Regions from separate parts of the Homo sapiens genome. Here region 2 is linked to region 1. A link is an interaction called in ENCODE POLR2A ChIA-PET data of the cell type or tissue named here. Cell type or tissue: Panc1. All regions are shown on one strand.

Evidence for each region. Peaks named below come from ENCODE experiments on the same cell type or tissue, not always from the same donor. Only the 100,000 strongest peaks of a DNase experiment are listed, where the experiment ranks them.
Region 2: POLR2A ChIA-PET joins it to region 1 with 7 read pairs; 1 of 35 experiments calls an interaction of 5 or more read pairs at or near these places.

Annotation. Positions count from the first base shown.
Region 1 is chr1:55,218,028-55,220,527 of GRCh38, forward strand. All of the region lies in intron 1 of MIR4422HG (MIR4422 host gene), which reads left to right. Among named protein-coding and RNA genes, the nearest start is that of MIR4422HG, 1.4 kb to the left of the region's middle. In Panc1, no CTCF peak of the experiment used is centred here; no DNase peak of the experiment used is centred here.
Region 2 is chr1:55,519,938-55,522,437 of GRCh38, forward strand. No RefSeq gene overlaps it. Among named protein-coding and RNA genes, the nearest start is that of MIR4422, 300 kb to the left of the region's middle. In Panc1, no CTCF peak of the experiment used is centred here; no DNase peak of the experiment used is centred here; H3K27ac peaks cover 487 bases.

The DNA.
Region 1 (2,500 bases):
AAAATCTAGAAAATGTTGAGAGGATTTTTAAAAATTTAAATTACATTCAATTCCCATACATCTTTCTCTAGAAAGGTTCTAAAGGAAAAGAAAAAAATAGCTACATAGAGAAGTAAGGTATGATGAACTATCTTGAAGACTGAGGGTTTTCTACTGTTAATAAGTAAGTTTTCAAATTATAGATTGAATATCTACTTTGAGCCAGGCTGAGGACTAGGGAGACAATTGTGAGAAAAACATTACACAATTTCTACCCCTTTGGATCTTACTGTCTATAATAAAGGGAAATAGACAAATAATAGTCATAAAGCATGATAGACGCTTTGATGGGGGAATTTCAGGATATAAGGGGCAAATTTCTGCCCTCTGTGGGGGTAATTACCAAGTCTAGGAAAACTGAAAATTTTCCCAGAGAAGACGACGTTCAAACTATAATCTGACGTAAGGTTGGAAAGCCAGGAAAAGGAATATGAAATGAAGGGAGAAAGTTCCAAAGAACGGGAACAACATGTGCAAAGGTCCTGTTGTGGGTGAGAATAAAGCAATTTGGAGGAATTAAAAGCCAGTGGAGTATAGAATTCTAGAGAGATATGGATTGAGCATTCCTAACCTGAAATCTGAAATGCTCCAAAATCTGAAAAAAAAAAGTATTTTCTTATTCTTTTTTGTCTTCTTATTAAGAGATGGGGTTTCACCATGTTGCTCAGGCTGGTCTCAAACTCCTGAGCTCAAGTGATCTTCTCACCTCGGCCTCCCAAAGTGCTGGGATAACAGGCATGTGTGAGCCACTGCACCCAGCCCAAAATTTGAATTTTTTTTTTTTTTTTTTTTGGAGACAGAGTCTCACTCTGTCACCCAGGCTGGAGTGCAGTGGCACCATCTCGGCTCACTGCAACCTCTGCTGCAGGTTCAAGCAATTCTCCTGTCTCAGCCTCCTGAGTAGCTGGGATTACAGGCATCTGCCACCATGTCCAACTAATTTTTGTATTTTTAGTAGAGGCGAGGTTTCACCATGTTGGCCAGGCTGGTCTCAAGCTCCTGACCTCAAGTGATCTGCCTCCCTTGGCCTACCAAAATGCTGAGATTACAGGTGTGAGCCACCATGCCCAGCCCCCAAAATTTGAAAACTTGAGTGGTGACGTGATGCCACAAGTGGAGAACTCTGCACTTGACTTCATGTGATGGATTGCAGACAAAACATGGGTAGAAACTGAAAGCCTGCCATTGTTTGTTATTGTTGTTGTTTAACAGCTAATATAGGTATTCTGGGGATGATACTGCCCTATTTAGGTACCCTGAACACATTATTTTTTCACTGTATTAAGGGTATGCCATACTTTTTACTGTTAAGTACTTAAGTGTGAATGGTATAAGAAAAAAATTGCTTATGGGTAGCATATATATTCAGAGACAGGAATGATGATGATGCCAGACAATCACAGATTGTCCATATCAGTAGCTCACATGGTGACACCTCTGCTTTCTGATGGTTCAATGTATACAAACTTTGTTTCATGCATAAAATTAAAAATTTGTATTAGGTCGGTGCAAAAGTAATTGAGGTTTTGCCTTTAAAAGCAATGGCAAAAACTTCAATTACTTTTGCATCGACCTAGTATAAAATTATCTTCAGGCAGGGAGTGATAGCTCACACCTGTAATTCCAGCAGTTTGAAAGGCCAAGGCAGGCAGATCACCTGAGGTCAGGACTTCGAGACAACCCTGGCCAGTATGGTGAAACCTTGTCTCTGCTAAAAATACAAAAAATTAGCCAGGCATGGTGGTGGGCGCCTGTAATCCCAGCTATTTGGGAGGCTGAGGTAGGAGAATCGCTTGAACCCAGGAGATGGAAGTTGCAGTGAGCTAAGATTGCACCATTGCACTCCAGCCTGAGCAACAAGAGTGAAACTCCATCTGAAAAAAAAAAAATTAGCTGGGCGTGGTGGCATACACTTGTGAGCTCAGCTACACGGGAGCTGAGGCAGGATAATTGCTTGAACCCAGGAGGTGAAGGTTGCAGTGAGCTGAGATTGCTCCACTGTACTCCAGCCTGGGCGACAGAGGGAGACTCCGTCTCAATCAATCAATCAATCAATCAGTCAATACAATTATCTTCAGCTTAGGTGTATAAGGTGTGTTTAAAGGCTGGGCGCAGTGGCTCATGCCTGTAATCCCAGCACTTTGGGAGGCCAAGACAGGTGGATCACAAGGTCAGCAGATCAAGACCATCCTGGCTAACATGGTGAAACCCCGTCTCTACTAAAAATACCAAAAAAAAATTAGCCAACATGGTGGCACGCACCTGTAGTCCCAGCTACTCGAGAGGCTGAGGCAGGAGAATCGCTTGAACCTGGAAGGCGGAGGTTGCAGTGAGCCAAGATCACGCCACTGCACTCCATCCTGGGCGACAGAGTGAGACTCTGTCTAAGAAATAAATAAGTAAATAAATAAAAATAAGATTTGTATAAAACAAATGACTTTTGTGTTTATACTTGGGTCTC
Region 2 (2,500 bases), 300 kb after region 1:
TGAGAACCAAGAAGAGCTTGTTAAGACCCTCGAGTGAGGCTGCAGCACATCAAAGCCCATAGTTGCTTCTGGAGAGAGTTTGAGAAGGGCCCAGGGCAGCCTTACATGCTCCCTTTTGCTCTGACCTTTAGTAACATTTCCGAATAAAACTGTGACATGTTGCTTATGTTTCAGACTAAAGATGAAGTAAAAACAGGTCAGGTTGCCCAGACCTAAACAAGGAGCAGATGGACAAAAATTGCGTCACTCCCTCCCATCTGTCTCAGTCCTCCAGGAGAAACCCTGGTGGGCATCATCCAAAACTTTGGTCCCCCAGACCCCTGATTTCTCTAGGCTGAGCAAAGAAGCAGATTCTGGGGGCAGATTATGGAGGGGCACAGATATCGGAGACTTGGAGACATATGGTCCTGGATTTGCATTCCAGCTCTCTCATAGTTTGTATATGAAAGCTGATCCTATATCCTGGTTTGCCTAGTACAGTCCCAGTTCAGCCCTACTGACTCTGTGGAATGAATATTAGCATCTCCTTTCCCTTTCGAACGTGTTCCTGTTTGGATGAGAAATTGCAATGTCATCCTGTAGATATGTGACCTTTGCTGCAATATCTTTTGAACCCCAGTTTCCACATCTGAAAAATGGGAATCATCATTTACATATTTCAAGATCATTGTTGATAATTTACACATGATTTAAATGGAAATGGAAATTAAATAAGACATAAAGTCTATTTATTTATTTAAAGACAGGGTCTCACTCTTTTCCCCAGGCTGGAGTGAGTGCTGGGATCGTAGCTCACTGCAGCCTTGAACTCCTGGACTCAAGGGATCCTCCAACTTCAGCCTGTTGAGCACTTGGGACTACAGGTGCTTGTCGCCACACCCTGCTTTCTTGTTATTGCTGTTTGTTGAGTTGGGGGTCTCACTTTGTTGCCCAGGCTAAAGCTGGTAATTTAATATCAGCATTGCTCTGGTTTATGCATCTATCATTTTTTTTCTTCAAAGTATTTTAACAAACTCTTAGCTGATTTTGTGACCTCCAGTCCAGTGGTTCTCAGATCTTAGGGAACATTAGAATCACCTGCAGGTCTTGTGAAAACAAACTGATGGGCCGCACTCCCAGATTTTCTGATTCAGTGGGTTTGTGGTGGGGTGAGACTGTGCATTTCTAACAAGCTCCCAGGTGAAGCTGTGGTCTGGGACCACAGTTTGAGAACCACTGATCCAGTTTCTCCCCATCCATCCATCTCTATGCTTCTGCCAGAATGATCTTTTCGAAACACTGATCAGTCCATACTGCTTACACTGCTTAAAACCTTCAAATGGCTCCCTAGTGGCCTCAAGAAAAAGCCTACCTCCTTAGGTGGGCACTCGAGACCTCACCCCTCTTACCTGTCACCCTGATCTCCAGGCGCAGTGCTCGGCTTGCTGGCCCAGGTAGCTTTCCCTCCAAGAGGCAGGCTGCACTAGGGAAGGGCACAGGCATCAGACAGGCCTGGGTTTGAATTCCAGCCCTGGCATGGGCTCTCTGCTGTGACTTTAGGCAAGTAACTTACCTCTCTTGTGCATATGGGAAAACTGAGGCTTAACAAGTTCAAGAATTCTTACCTCTATGTGGAGCTGGAAAAGCTAAATGAACTGTCTGGGGAGCATGTGCCATGCCTGCTCCATGGCAGGTGATCCTCAGCCTGATGTCTTCTCAGGGCCTGTCTGTTTAGTCTCTAAGACCTCACCCTGCTGTCTCCTCCCTACTGTGTGGCTTGCCTCCCTCCCCCTAGTTCTGATGGCTCTTGCTGACAGAATCTGTGAAGTACCATGTGAAGGGCACACACAAGGCCAGATCTCTGTGAGGGGATGGTCAGGGAGGACTTCCTGGAGGAAAGCCATAACAGGTTATCAGCCTCCAAGATGGTCCCCAGTGGTCCTGCCTCCTGGTACTCACTCCATTGTGTAGTCCCCTCCCACACTGTCCCTGGGTGGGACCAGTGGTATATGGCAGAAGTGATGATATGTCACTTCTAATATTAGGTTATAAATACTACTTTTCTGTGTTGGTGCCTCTTGCTTTCTCTTGATCACCTGCCCTGGGGGAAGCCAGCTGCCATGTTGTGGGGCTGTGGCCAGGAACTGAGGCCTCCCACCAACAGCCATGTGTGTCAGCCATTGAGAAAGCAGATCTTTCAGCTGTTGTCAAACTTTTGGGTAACTGCAACCTCATGAGAGACCCTGAACCAGAACCATCCAGCCTAGCTGCTCCTAGATTCTGGATGCATCAGTACCATGTGAGATAATGAGTACTGTTCCAAGTTGCTAAATTTTGGACTAATTTGTTATTCAGCAATAGATAACTAATACATGAGGCTTGGAAAAGTTAAAGGCACACAGATTGTAAGGAGCAAAGATAGAAATGGATACCTGAATTTTTGGCTCCCTCGTCCTTGCTAACACACTGTAAGGTAAGGGGATGTGCTTTGGTCAAGGAATAGGCTGAGGCAGACATCCAG